Regions from separate parts of the Mus musculus genome. Here region 2 is linked to region 1. Evidence: chromatin loops called from intact Hi-C (ENCODE). Cell type or tissue: left cerebral cortex. All regions are shown on one strand. Links, peaks and the distances in the headings refer to the core of each region. The heading gives the core; the rest is flanking DNA.

The links. A loop is a pair of places that touch in the nucleus more often than their neighbours do. Peaks named below come from ENCODE experiments on the same cell type or tissue, not always from the same donor. Only the 100,000 strongest peaks of a DNase experiment are listed, where the experiment ranks them.
Region 2: a loop joins it to region 1, with 5 times the contacts of the local background. A loop is called at or near these places in 18 of 42 quality-filtered maps.

Annotation. Positions count from the first base shown.
Region 1 is chrX:12,672,792-12,680,475 of GRCm38, reverse strand. Med14 (mediator complex subunit 14) reads left to right here. Exons shown (of 31, transcript NM_001048208.1): 30 at 40-232; 31 at 2,825-5,105. The coding sequence ends at 2,898. It overlaps 1810030O07Rik (RIKEN cDNA 1810030O07 gene), which reads left to right and starts at 6,837. Exons shown (of 7, transcript NM_175141.6): 1 at 6,837-7,150; 2 at 7,316-7,450. The coding sequence starts at 6,935. In left cerebral cortex, for the core only: a CTCF peak has its summit at 2,887 (motif pointing left); DNase peaks (open chromatin) are centred at 1,819 and 2,868.
Region 2 is chrX:12,836,390-12,844,073 of GRCm38, reverse strand. No RefSeq gene overlaps it. Among named protein-coding and RNA genes, the nearest start is that of Gm14634, 78 kb to the right of the region's middle. In left cerebral cortex, for the core only: a CTCF peak has its summit at 4,256 (motif pointing right); DNase peaks (open chromatin) are centred at 2,950, 3,781, 4,228 and 6,021; H3K4me3 peaks cover 1,102 bases; H3K27ac peaks cover 1,235 bases.

The sequences.
Region 1 (7,684 bases), core at 1-5,000:
AAATATTTGATTTTCTGTTTTTATTCTCTTTATCTACAGCTTCAACTAACTCAGAAAACATCAGTCCCTCCCCAAGAACCTGTTAGTATAATAGTTCCAATTATTTATGATATGGCTTCAGGTACCACTCAGCAGGCAGACATTCCCAGACAGCAGAACTCTTCTGTTGCTGCGCCAATGATGGTCAGCAACATTCTGAAGAGGTTTGCAGAGATGAACCCTCCACGACAAGGTACATGAGCAGTAGATGGTATTTTGTTGCATATATGTTATAACACTTCCTTTTAGAGAGACCTCCCTCCCGTTCCCTCTCTTCTCCCTCCTTCCCTACTCTGCATCCCAATCCTAGCACTAGTACTCTGTTGCCATGGCCCTCTTAGTTAGTGTCTGCCTGTCGCTTTCTTTCTTTCTCACTGGTTCTTCAGTTTTGTCCATTTCTCTGCTGCCTGGACTTTTTTGTTAGCAAATGACTATTGGGACTGAGCCAGTTGCCAATGCCAGAAGCTTGTATTTATAGCACACATTGCCACAAAGCCCTAGGTTAGGATGATAGACTTTTCCGGGGCTGTGAATCCCTGCCTTGCCATCAGTACCTGCCGCTCTGTACATCACAAAGTTGGAATGCATGTTGGTTTCTCATACTCCATGGTTCGATCATGAATAGAATACTATTATCAAAAGTTGTGTATCTTCTAAATGTTTTGTGAAGAATAAAAGCTGATACAAATGGCATCGCTGCTTTTTGGGCTTCTTATGTAAGTGTCAGGCGGGTGCAAGTGAGCCTTTACCCTGAACGCACAGTGAAGCTCTGAGACTGGACATTTCCCAGGAAACCAGAGTGTTTCTTGACAGATAAATGAGGTCCCTTCGACAATGGAGTAGCCCACACTTAACTCCTGGCAATGCCAAATTTGGGGGTCTAAATCATGAAGCTCAGCAAAGAGAACTTTGCTTCAGTTTTGCTCATTTCTAATATTTATGAATGTACGCTCATGCCTGATGCTAAGGAAGTCCTCTTTATAGCCTTAGAATAGCTTGCAAACAGAATTAGGAGAAATGAGGACAAAGCTGTTCTCTGAAACATTTTAAAGTATCAGTGTCAAAAGTTTTAGGAATCCTGAGGGGAAAAGGAAGTTTTTAAAAGCTATCTGTTCCCCCATTCCATACCTAGGTAAGGGCTTGCCTCAGTTTCTAAGGAATCCACTGGGCAGTAGAGAACAGTGTGCTTCGTTTGTTAGAATACTTCTGACAACTTTCTGCTTTCATTCTTTAACCTTTCTCTTCAGCTGAGAATAGGCCCTCAGGAATCAAAATTTAAAGCCATCACAATTCTCAAGTTAGCAGTCTAGTAGAACTCGGATGGTAAACATAATTCCTTCATATGGATAACTTTTAAGTATGTCCTATCCACTGGGATTGAAAAATTAAAAGGGAAATGATTTGATCTTACTGTGATCTAGCAAATTTTCTACCTATCAGTGTAAAGTGTCAAAGTGTGTATGCATGTCCCTGTATGCACAGGCATGCATGCACACACATGCGCTTGCACATGTACATGCACACATACGCACCGCAGTTTGTTAAGAATTGGTAAGGTATTATGGGGGTGCTTTCTTTTTTTCTTTTGTTCCTTCTTTGGTTGGACAAACCTTTGGATTTCCTTTGTCCTTTTGTCTGTACCCTCATTTTCCAGTGCTTGGAGCAAAGACTGGCAGTGACTTGCACAGGAACACAGTGTCCTACCCTTTGACAGGCCATAATTCCTATGAGGGCTTCCGTTCACCCCCTATCAGCCATAAGTAGTGTCAAAGCCTGTTCTAACAGGAAGGATCTAGTTTGGCGTGAGGATGAGGAGTATGAGTTGTACCTCCACAATCGAGTTTTTACATCCTTGCCATGAGATATGTCAGCTTCCTTGCCCTTCTCCCACAGTGCAAACATTTTGAGGGAAAATGCTAGCTTGGTTCAGTGGTGTTACACCTGTAATCTCTGCCCCTGGAGGCTGAGGCAGGAGAGTTTTGAGTTCTAAACCAGTTTGGCTTACATAGACCATTCGTTGTCTTATAACAACTACAATGAAAAGAAAAGGGGAAAAATACCTAAGCTTAATAAACCTTTTCTCCTTTGAAAACAGAAACAAAACCTCCTTTATTTTTGTATTTAATTGACTTCAGTCTTAATGTGTAAATTTAGAAGTCAAATATTTCCATGAAGCCAACAATCTCTATGAGCTGTCATAGACTTTCATTGTGCAGTATAACTTCACTAGCCAAATTTAAAATTTAACCTAACTACAATATAAAATGAAAATGTTGAATTTCTTAGCCAAAGTAGTGCTGTGTAGAGCATGGACATTTCTTTTGCTGCAGAACATTGTATTGGTCAGCAGTATTACTATAACTTAGTGGAAGTAGCCTTATCTGGCCTTTCATGCAGAGTTAGCTGGAAGGACATCACGGATGTCATAACTAATGCACTGATATACATTAGAACTATCGTTAGATCAAGAATGCATTAAGTATTCTAGAGTCAGACTGTTCAAGTCTTATCCAATGTGGCACTGCTTCCGTGCACTGAAAGCATCTCTTTCTCTCTGTTTAAACTTGACATGTGCTCCCAGTTTCTTCCTGAGACAAAAACAATGCCCAACCCAAATATAATGTTACACCACACCAGTTCCTACTGCCTAAAATCTGAATAGTTTAAAATACTTAACGTCTTTGATTTCAAATTCGTGACTGATTTTAACCATCCCTTCCCTCACTGGTGTGTTAACGTCTCTCCTCCACTGCGAATAGCTAATGACCATTTTTCTCTGTTGCAGGTGAATGCACAATATTTGCAGCTGTTCGTGATTTAATGGCTAATCTTACACTGCCCCCTGGTGGGCGTCCATAGACACTATTGTTTTTAAACCAGGAAGGCTGACTAATGAAACAAAACAACACACACACACAAAAAGGCTGAATTCAGCCTTCAGTTTTAAAAAGGAAAAGGACTTTTTTTAACCTTAAGAGCTAAATATTCTAAACTGGCAACATTTTCAGGGTGCACTTCATCAAAAAGACCATCAATTTTTTTGTATAGTGAACTTGTATAGTGTGTTTAAATGCGACACATTTCAAACTAGGTAACAGATCAGTGTCCTCGTGCCAGTAATAGATTTAATATTCTGTTTTATACTATAAAATAATGAAAATGCCAAACTTGTTTATTTAATTGTTTTCTTATGTTTTGGGTGTAATGGTCCTTTTTGATTTTTATTTTTATTTTTTAAGGCAGGTCTGTCAGTTTTGAATACTGTAAAACTGTGACAAACTTTATATTGAAGCTGTATTTTAATATGCCCGCTTTGAATCCTTACTCCGAAATGGTTTTGGGAGCTGTTAAACACATCCCAAAGAAGCAATATTTAATAAAACTAGGATCTAAAAGAGACACTTGTGTATGTATAAGCTCTCTAGAGTTCTTAGGGCCTCCCTTCATCTTTAATCTGGTGGGGCCAGTCAGTTTTTTAATTATGTATGTCTGAAATTTGACCAAAAACATTCTTGTTTTAAGGTTAGTTTCTTCAGACATTCCTAACCTGACTGGTGATAGTCTTTAGCACCTCAGTTGTTTTTCAGTATAGGATTTTGCTAAAATGAAAGAGCTTTGTCTTTAAAAAAGAGATCAAGGATCCCAAAGAATACGATTCTCATATGTGAGAAAATGGGAACCTTTTTGCTAGGAAAATGTCATTTTTAAGGTATACTTAAAAATGTATACAGCATTAACTAGGAACAAAAACGTGACTGCTCTAATTTGCATGACGTTTTTCTTTTATCTTATTTAACTTTTTACCTTCCCCAGCCCATTTGGGGTTGTTCTAAACAATCTCAATTTAATCTGTCGTCAGCAAGACAATAGGACGTTTTGCTGGTCACAACCTAGTCCAGTCATTTAAAAAGTCCACAGTGCAGTGCCTGTCCAGTGTTCAGTGGAGTTTCTGGCACTGGTACATCTCAATAGGATTTCTTTTTAAGAGTACTGTACTGTCTCTTGAAGCCAGTCAGGGACTTTTTAAACTTTAATGAATATGGTGTGATTCAAATGTCTTCTGATAACTTGATGTTATTTGGAGGAGTTTTTGTTTTGTTTTGTTTTGTGTGTTTTTTTAAATGATAATATCATGCTGAGTTATCTAGACAATGTATTATCCTTGATGAAATTTTAGATGTTTGTCTGATTACATTTTAAGATGATTGAGCTTCTACAAGTATAACCATGAAATTCTAGTTTTTTAAGTATCTTACTGCAACTGTATCATGTGTTCTCCTCAACTTGGCTTGAGTCTCCCTTGCAGTCAGAGTTGAGGCCTTCTTTGTCTTCTTTGTCTCTTTTCTGCTTTCATCTCCTGCTTTTCACCCAACTCTGCCACTGTTCCAGAGTAGGTGACTAAACTTTGATTCTTCCTTTAGCTTAACCTTTTTCTCCTTCTGTTTCCAGTTCTCTTCACAGTACTAATCACATGGGTTCGGCAATCTAAGATGTCTTGATCAGGAGTCAATCCTTTTCTATTTGGAGCTGAATCCTAGCTTTCATGTAGAAATCTACATGTATATACAAGAAATGTATTTTTATCTGCAGGATGATATTGTTTCAAATAATTTTATTAATAGAATTAACTTTTCAGGTATTTTCTCTTTTAAGTGTGGTTTTAAAATGTTAAATGAATTTTTATACATGATGCATTCAATGGCTACTTTTTTCCTAATTATAACACCTTTGAATGCATTGTGTAAATCAAGTAAGATAGGATTCAATGAACAGAATTTGATTTTGATGCTTATTAAGAGTAAACCAATGAATTTGAATTTTGATATCATGCTTGGTACTTGGAATTGGTATATACTTTATTAAAGCTTGGAAATACTTAGCATTTGAATCGTAACTTTCACCACGAACCATGTCTTTTGCCTCTTTTGTTAACCAGATTCAATCAAAGAAACTGGATGCCATAGTGATTTTTCTCTAGTAGGTGGTTTGGAACTTGATTTTAAGGTGTTTTCAATGTGATTTTAGTATTTACGGTAATAAATAAAATTTATACAAGTTTCAGAGAACTACCAACTCTCTTTGGTGAAGATGTTTTGGGTTGTAATCCTGGCTTAGTATTAGTTCAACCCTGAAAGAAGACATCAGTCCTGATTCACCCTTTTCCCTTTTACATCTACAAAAATTTCATTTCAAAAAGTATAAAAGGACTTTTCACGTTAAGAGAAAAGGGGGAATGTCATCAAAAATAAGGCCACTTAGTAACTGCAGGGACTGACTGTTGTTTGACAGTTAACGGACTTAAGGATAGGCATACATGGTTTTTCTGCCATGTTTTTCCCCTCCAAGAGAAATTCCAATTAAGCTTTTTCTTTCTTTTTTTAAACAAGACAGGGTCTTGCCATGTAGCCCAGGCTGACCTTGAACCTCCTAAGTCCAAGTGACCCACTTCTGAGTACCAGGAAAACAGGGCTGTTCCCTACTCCCAGGCCCCCCTTTCAGTTGTTCTTGATACAAAGTTCATACTTACAGAAAATGTTTTAGTCAGAAAAAGGAAAGTCCTAATGTAGACTTCATTCAGAGGTGGGTTTTTTTTGGAATTTTTGATTTGATTTGATTTGATTTGATTTGATGGGAATAGGGTATTTCCCATCATTTGCTTTGAATGGGTCTAATGTTGAGGTTAGTAAGACAAAATTGGTATATACTTTATTAAAGTATTACAGAGCCTGCCTACACTGACTGTACTTTGAGTCTTCAGATCATCACATCTGGTCTCTATTTTTTATAAATTGTCCCCACTTCCAACTGGCCAGTGGTTTGATAAAATGTCCAATAATGTAAACAGTGGATGAAAGAGCATATTTGCGTCAATATAAAATAAGTTAGCATTTACTCAAAGCTTAATGTGTGCCAGGCATCATTGTAAGTGTTCCCATCTGTATAAATGCTCCTCACCACACTGTGAGGTAAGTATTAATAACCTCCTCTTACAGATGATAAACCGAGTTACAAAGAAGGAAATAACGTCTTAATAATATTAAAATTAGGATCAGCCAAGATCAAAACACAAAAAATTGAGAGTTTGAGCCCAGAGCTAGTGGTCCTTACCATTGCCTGTGCAAGGCTTCTCTGTTTACAGTGTTCCTTCCGACTCTTTTGATTCCATACCACTTCAATATGTTTGCCAAGGTCAAAAAACCTCACTCAAAGCATCTAAAACATGTTTTCTCACTTGATGTTGACAATCTAATGCATTCTGGTCTGTGTAGCATATGGCTTCCCTGTGCAGCTGAAATAACCCTTTTCTGAGCTGTCCAAATCCAGGAAGTACATTATCCCTTTTGCTTCTTCCTGCCAGGTACTCTAGTTAAGGAGTTTCTGGTCCTAGTGTCACTTTAACATATGTACTGGGGAGCATGGCACACAATACAATAGGCCCCCTGCTTCAGGTGAGGGTAAGCATGTTATTGATACCCCGAATTTGCTGTTCAGTGGGTTTAGGGATGAGTTAATTTTGTAGAATTGCACAATGCAAGGAACATGTCATTCGAGAAACACACCTTGAGCATTCCTCTTTACAATAAAAAGGTCAGCACATCAGGAGGGGATCAGGTTGGTTAGAGGGTTGGCAGGGTATTCAGGAATAAAAATTAAAGCTTTAAAAGGATTAGTCTAAATGTTCCATGTCCACAAACCAAAGCGGTTCCTTTAAGCGGGGGTGGAGCTGCCACTTCCTGGAGCGGAAACAGTGGCCAGCCTCTAGCCTCTGAAGTGTACACCGCACAGTGACGCTAAACGTCTGGACGTTTTGGGGGTTGGGCTACGCCTGCGCTGCGTGGGAGCATCCCAGGGTGCTGCGCGTGCTTACCGCCGGCCCCGCCTTCAGGAGTAAGACATGGTGGTGTCGGAGCTGGCAGCCCGCCTCAATTGCGCCGAGTACAAAAACTGGGTGAAAGCAGGACACTGCCTGCTGCTGCTGCGCAGCTGCCTGCAAGGTTTCATAGACCGTGAAGTGCTCTCCTTTCACCGTGGACTGCTGGCTGCAGTCCCTGGCCTTGGACCCCATGCTACCTGCCGCGGCGGTTCCCGGTGCAGCCCGCGCGCTCGCCAGGTGAGCTGCTGACCCCGAACTCGGGCGCGTCTCCACAGCTTGTCCCCCTATTCCGTATGCTTGCAGTCTTTTTCCTTCCCGGGGCGGGACTGCTTCCTACTTCCGGGGTGTTCCTGTTTTGCTGCCCCGCCCACCCCAGTCCCTCCTCACCTCTGCCCTCTGTAGTTTCAGCCTCAGTGTCAGGTATGCGCAGAGTGGAAACACGAGATCTTGAGGCATCACATCAACAGAAATGGAGACGTGCACTGGGGAAATTGCAAGCCAGGCCTCTGGCCCAAAGACCCTTGGGAGGTAGCCAAGGTAAGTACTTGTAGCCTGGAGGAAAGCATATGAAGTTGCTCCTGGTGCCCCAGGGTGGAGGGTGGGTTTTGAGTGCAAGCTGGGACTTCAGAAAGTACAGAAATACTAGAAGATAGGTTGGTTCTCTGGGGTCTAGTGGCGTAGTGGTGAGGGGATACTAGAGTGGACCCATCTAAGCTCAGTAAAATAAACGCCTCTGTTTCTTCGCTTCCTGCAGGCACTTGAGTTTTATTG
Region 2 (7,684 bases), core at 1,609-6,608, 160 kb before region 1:
AGCACTAAGTGGACTTAGCAGATTAAAAAAAAAAAGTCATGAAGTTGGGAGGGAAATGAAGTATGGCACAGGAGAGGGACTGGAGGGAAAGAATGGAGGGAGTAGATTTGATTAATATACATCATATGTCTATATGAAATTCTTGCTGGGCAGTGGTGGCGCATGCCTTTAATCCCAGCACTCGGGAGGCAGAGGCAGGCAGATTTCTGAGTTCGAGGCCAGCCTGGTCTACAACATGAGTTCCAGGACAGCCAGGGCTGCACAGAGAAACCCTGTCTCGAAACAAACAAACAGAAGGAAATTCTCAACAATTTAAAAAAAGAAGGAAGGAAAGAAAAACGTGTCCTGTGTCCCGCTTCCTGCTCTTTCTCTCTCTGCACTCTTTTCTGTTCTTAACAATTATTTTATTTTAGGTACATGAGTGACTTGTGTGTGTGTGTGTGTACCATGTGACTGCCTGGTGTCCTCAGAGTTCAGAAGAGTCTATCAGATTCCTTGGAACAGGACTTACAGATGGTTATAAGGCACCGTGTGGGTGATGGGAACCAATCCTGGATCCTCTATAAGAACTAGTGCTCGAAACTGCTATGCCATCTCTCTAGCCCTTCCTCTGTATTTTTAATACATCAACTCAGATTCATATTTGGCTCACTCTGAAATCCATCTTTGCAAAAGCCATGAATCCTGGTGGGGATTCTGGCTAGGGATTTCTGAATGCAGCTCTTCAGGCAGCTGCCCACCTGGGATGGAGCTGGGCATCTATTTCAGGAATAAGAGTTTCTTAGTTTCAGCCCGGGCAGTGGTGGCGCTCGCCTTTAATTCCAGCACTTGGGAGGCAGAGGCAGGTGGATTTCTGAGTTTGAGGCCAGCCTGGTCTACAAAGTGAGTTCCAGGACAGCCAGGACTGCACAGAGAAACCCTGTCTCGGAAGAAAAAAAAAAAAAAAAAGAGTTTCTTAGTTTCTTGAAAGCTCATATCAGTGGGTTACGGATGTGGCTCAGTGGTAAACTGGAGGCTTACCCTGCACCAGGGAACCCTGCATCTCTTTAGCCCGAAATAAACAGACAAATACATATAATTAAAAAAAATTATACAGTGTAACCTGCCAATCAAACTCCTGGTATTTATCCTAGAAGAAAGAAGGTTCCCGCCCATGCAAAGCCCATACAGAAATGTTCATAGCACCCATCTATAATAACCTAAAACTAAAAGCAACTAGGTTCTACCTCAGCAGATAAGTGGCCAGCCAGAATGTGGTACTCTGGACCACGTCATTTTCACTAGAACAAGTATTCTCCCTGGTTTTAATTATTTTGGGACAGGTTCCCATATAGTCCTGGGGTGGCTGAGGCTAGCCTTTAACTCTTGATCTTCCGGCCTGTACCTCCTAAATGCTAGGATAACAGTGTGTAACAGCATACCTGACTTATTCAGGGCTAAGAATCAAACCTAGAGCTTTGTGAATGTTAGACAAAGCACTCCACAAAAAGACCTATAATCTTTACTTTGATGTAGGCGAAAATTATTTTATTAATAATATTTAAACAATTTATTTTTATTGTGATGGATATATAAGTTTACACAAAGGACCAAATCATGCAGACACCTAAAACTACATCCAGTACCATGTTCAAGAGCTCACACATTCACACCCAAGTAACACTGGAAAATGTTATTTTCTTCCTTTTAAAAAGTGTGTGTGTGTGGGGGGGGGGCTGGTGAGATGGCTCAGCGGTTAAGAGCACTGACTGCTCTCCCAAAGGTCCTGAGTTCAAATCCCAGCAACTACATGGTGGCCCACAACCATCTGTAACAAAAATCTGATGCCCTCTTCTGGAGTGTCTGAAGACAGCTACAGTGCACACACATATAATAAATAAATAAATAAATAAATAAATAAATATTTTTTTAAAAAGTGTGTGTGTACGTGCGTGCGTGCTCGTGCAAGCACTTGTACATGTGTGTATGTGAGTGTGGAGGTAAGAGGAGGACACAGGGTATTCCCCTCCATCACTATGTGCCATATTTCCTTGAGACATATTCTCTCAATGAGCCTAGATTTGGGCTGAGAACCTCCAAGCCCTGGTAATCCTCCACCCATCCCCACCCCCACCCCCAGCACTGAAGTCAAGTGTATATGGCCACATCCAGGCTTAAAAAATAATTGTATGAGCCGGGCATGGTGTTGCACGCCTTTAATCCCAGCACTTGGGAGGCAGAGGCAGGCGGATTTCTGAGTTCAAGGCCAGCCTGGTCTACAGAGTGAGTTCCAGGACAGCCAGAGTTACACAGAGAAACCCTGTCTCAGAAAAACCAATAATAATAATAATAATAATAATAATTGTATGTATGTGTATGACGTGTGTTCATGTTTATATGTGAGGGGACACACATATGGAGGTCAGAGGACAACTTTGGGTGACTTTCCCCCTTGTGACTTATAGTGACATTGGAAGCCTATTAAAGGAAAACTATTCTTGGTCAGGAGAATGGAATCTCTCTCTGGGTAGAGACATGGCATTGTCCCTTGAATTAATCCAGTTGGCCTGCTTATTATATAATCCAGTGCTCTGGCCAAGGACCACCCCTCAGGAAGTCGGGTTCACTGGATCTATGCTAGAGAGACAGGTGGAATAATGAGCCCTTTAATCAGCTGATGTATTTTCCCTCCCCAAAGCAGTTGCTAAGGAGCTTCCATGAAGTCTATCAAAGTATAAATTTTCCTTTTTCTTCTTCTTCCTCCTCCTCCTGTTCATGGAGCCTAGGTAAGACTGGTCTACACAGTTCCAGGAAAGGCAGGGCTACGTACAGAGACCCTGTCTCAAAGCGGGGCAGGGTCAGAAAAAGGAGTTTTAGTCAACTTGACCACCTTGGGAAAAGGGACAAAGAAATCTGTCCTCTGTTCTTGTGTCGTCATGCTTCCACTCCCATCCTCCACTGCTTCAGTCTCTCCAGCAAGGTCACCTGACAAGACAGAACCTGGTCTCCATTTCAGCTCTCAGCCTTCCCTTTTCTGAGTATGAGGTTCCTAGGGAAATTACAATGTTAAGAGTGTCTGTTGTTTCAATAGTCTGTTTGCTACAATGTCTCTTTCCAATATCCTCTTTCCTGCCTAGCAGGCTGGCTACAAATGGGTGGTGGTTAGGCGGGGTGGTGGTACGGTGGTGGTGATGGTGGGATATTCCTGGGGCACACCTTTCCTCCATTCCAAGAAACCGACCATGGTCACTAGCTGCCCATCAATTTAGTACCAGATTCTCAGACCGGACTAAGGAGATCAGTCCGTGCATTTGATTTCAGAAACCGTGAGACTGGAGGTCATCGTGCCCCTTTCACTGGAGAAATGGTGGGAAGAAAGAAACGCGTCATTACAATCGTTAAGGCTGTCTCTTTGTCCTTGGTGATACAAACTAGTTTGCTGAATTGGCTGCTGTAATGAAAAAGGGGGTGGGGGGAGAGATTGAGATTTTTCCCAAGCGTGGGAGGTAATTACTGGAGAAAGGTTGCGCGTCTGCGGCGAGCAGGTTACACCACACGAACAAGAAAAACGCGGAGCATTTTTCTAGCTAATAATGCCCATCCAAAAGCAAAGGGTGGGAGGACCCTGCGGCCCCGCAGGCCTGTGCTGCCGACAGCAAGCTGCTTGGACTGGATCCAGGATGCTGCTGGCAGCTGCCCATTGCTCACACGGAGGGGGAAGGGGTGGAGACTCAGCTGGAGCAGGAACAGGGCTGCAGCTCCTTAAACGCCCCAGCTTTTGCAGGCATTGTCATTCCAAATCCCAGCTCCCTTAGGGACTTCGTCCAAGAACTCAGGCTGGCTGTCTTTGCTATTTAGGACTAAAATAAAATTCCCTGCTTCTGTAGGATGATTTGGTAGTAGCTCTGCGTAAATCAGCTTCTAGCCCTTTAAAATTTTTTCGTTCTTTTCTTCTCTCTGGTCTGCAACAGATGCTTGAAATTCCTCTTTGGCAAAAGGAATTCTCCTTTGCAGCCTTCGCTTTTAAATGCAAATAAGGCCGTGTGGGGAAAGTGAATCGGTTTGTCTGAGGATAGCATGTGGATGCTTGCACAAACATAACACGAAATGAAAATGTTGTAAAGGGCTTTATGGGGGGGGGGTCTGCCTGCAAGACCACCACCAGTCTAGCCCGTTGGCAGAATAATTCCATTTGGTCACATGCTCACTTAGGCACTTTTTTTTTTTTAAATCACTTTCAATTATGTCTGTAAACGCCAAGTGCAGGTGCTCTCAGAGGCCAGAAGAGGGCATCAGATCTCCTTTAAGCTGGAGCTACTGGTAGTTGTTGGGGAAAGGAACTCCAGTCCTCTGTAAGAGAAGTAATATTCTTAACCACTGAACCATGTCTCCAGCCCTCCCCAAACTTTCTAATTAAGGGTTACTAAGTACAATAAGTTTGAGATAAGAACTGCCCCACCCCCTGGCATACCACACCTCCCCGTGGGCATGGGGTGGGGGGGTCCGCTCTCGAAAACACACACACACACACACACACACACACACACACACACACAGTTCCAGTCGCTGAGCCAGGCCCTGCAGGTACAAAGAGATGGTTCCTCACAGAGAGGTTCAGGGAATCAAATGTGTAAAGAGAGGGCAGTTACAGTATCAGGTTTCTGTTAGAACCATGCTGACCTGGCACATGCAGTGGAGACTGGGTTAGGTAGTCACAGAAGGCTTCTTGGAAAGGGCATGTCCTAGTGTTAGAGAAGCGATATGCTTTCTCAGTGAGAAATCAGTCCTCAAACTAGAGGTGAATGAAAGCTCTTTAGTAGCGGTTAGCCAATTGGGGTTAATGCCCAAATAAGAACTGACCCCCATCAGAAGGTTTCTATAAACTTTAGGATTATACAGTCCATGAACATTGTCATCCTTAAATCTTTTTTGAGTCCTAGCTCCAGGTTACACTTTAAACAATTTAAACACAGACAGGAGACTGTAACTTTGGTCCCTTAGGCAGGGAAGAGGTTCACACAGCAAAGATACTGCATATTGCTAGAATTATTTTTAAGTACACCAGTGGTCTTTCTTTCTTTCTTTCTTTCTTTCTTTCTTTCTTTCTTTCTTTCTTTCTTTCTTTGAATAATTGTTCCAGGTGGGTCATCTTGTTAGAGGTATTCTTTGGGAATGAGAATCAGGGATTAATGACTGGTTGTATATCAGAGGTGTCTCCTTGTTGGGAATAGGGTCTAATATCTGGAAAAAAAATTTACACCCTAGTATCCTAAATTTGTTTGTTTTTCAAGTCAGGGTTTCTCTGTGTAGCTCTGGCTGTCCTGGAACTCACTCTGTAGACCAGGCTGGCCTCGAACTCAGAAATCCTCCTGCCTGCCTCTGCCTCCCAAGTGCTGGGATTAAAGGCATGCACCACCACTGCCCAGCTCAAATCAAACTCTTGTGTGAATCTGTTTTGTGGTGTGATCTTTGCATTACCTTAGCCCTGACCTGCCAAGATACTTCTCTGCCAAAACCCTAAGAGGCCTGGTTCACATACCTCCGGTATTTTGGAGGCAGTGCTCCCTTAGCTAAATTCCATGTCTCCTAAGCAAATCTATTAACAAATTCTTTATAACACCATTTGTATTTGTTTTGAACTTTGATCTCATTAGTGTGGCAGGAGATCAAACTGGAGACTACATCAAGATTAACATAAAGGTTAATCTTAGCGCTCCAGAGGCAGAAGCAGGCTCATCTCTTATTTTGAGGCCAGCCTCTTCTACTTAGTAAGTTCAAAGCTAGCCAGGACTACATAGTAAGACCCTGCTAAAAGAGAAAGGAGTGAGGAAGAGGAGATTAACTCATAAAAGAAGCCAGTTGGGGAAAAAAAAAAGGCAGGAAACCCTTCTCTACTTCAGCTTCACACAGCTAATGAAGAATGTTTATGGCAGGTTGCAAAGAAAGACTGCAAACCTTCTAAGGGACTAGAAATTAGCCAGTCTGAGGCAGCCAGGGAGAGGAACCATGATTACATAATAAATGTGGCAAACGTCCAAGATGGCTGCCTTCTGCCTCACCCCACTGACCTGCTGGCAGCTTAAAATAAAGGCCTGGTGGGCTTTTTTTCCTCCAGCCAGTAGGGCCCCCTCCTGACAGACTTACTTGTTTAACAAGCTCAAGGCCAGATCAGCACTGTTTATATCAAAGATTTGGGCTTATCCTTTCCAATTGACCAGCAGTAAATTGGGGGGTGTGTGTGTGTGTGGGGGGGGGAGCCTTACAAGAACAAAGCAGGAAAGTCCTCCAGGAAAGACTGGACTGTGAGCGTCCAGAGGGCCCTCCCTGCTGGATTTCTTCTCTTGTCCCCAATTAAAAGCCAGTCTTCGGCAGCTCATTTTCTCAGCAGTGTTGGAGATTTTCCCTGATGCATTTGATGGTAGCTTATAGATGATTCTACTAGGTTCCTGCCAGGGACCTAGCACGTGCCACTGCCCCCTACCCCTGTGCTTCTGTTCCAGGCCCACACTCCTCTCCTCTGTCCTTCTCTGTGCCACCTCCTCTTCTCTGGCCTCATGGCTCTGCTTGCAGCTGTCGGTCTTTCCCAGGTCCTCACATCTTTCCCTTCCCCCAATAAACTCCCTTTGTACCAGCTCTGTTGCATGGGAGTCATTTCTCAGGGGCATGCCTTGGCATGGGCCTGCCAGGTACCCCTTGCCACATTATAGTTGATAACACTTGAGATTTTCCCTGACATTTGTTTAAATGACAGAGAAAACAAACCCAATCAAGATCCCTAGAGGGACCAGTCATCCCTGAGCTGGAGGAGAGAGAGGAGGAAATCCCTGGAACTCACCATCAAGTGATAGAGAAGAAAGAGTAAAACCACTGACGTTAAAAAGGAATTACTACTGGGCGGTGGTGGCGAGCATGCCTTTAATCCCAGCACTCAGGAGGCAGAGGCAGGCGGATTTCTGAGTTCGAGGCCAGCCTGGTCTACAGACTGAGTGCAGGACAGCCTGAGATACACAGAGAAACCCTATCTGGGAAAAACCAACAACAAATAGACTTGTCTTCTGCACACCCAAGGCTGACCTATTGAACCCTGCCTAAGGGGGTGTGGAGAAGCACCTCGTGTACACAAATAAAAAACCTTAGCCAGGCGCATGTTGGCGCACACCTTTAATCCCAGGAGGCAGAGGCAGGGGAATTTCTGAGTTCGAGGCCAGCCTGGTCTACAAAGTGAGTTCCAGGACAGCCAGAAACCCTGTCTTGAAAAACCAAACCAAACCAAACCAAACCAAAAAACCCAGAAGCTCTCAGTTCATTTGCTATGATGATTTGAGTCAGTGGTCTTTCTCCCCCATCTTTGAGATCACCATTTGCTTAGGAGACATTAGCTCACATATAGTAGAATTGAGCTAAGGGACAGTGCCTCCAAATTATCCCAAGGATAAGTAGTACACAAACCAGGCCTGTTAGAGACCAGGCCAGGATGGAAGCATTAGTTCACTGACCAGCCATTAGGTTCCATTTTCACAACAAAGAACATGCCCCTACCAGGCAGCTCGAGGGGGCAGTGCAGGCCTGCCTGTCTTAAAGAATCTAGTTCTGTTCTTGAGAAAAGCATGATTTTGTTAGGTGGGCAAGAGGACCTCAGGTGACAACTATTGGAAAAAGTACACTGGTGTACTTAAAATAATTCTGGCAGTATCTCCATGTGCCT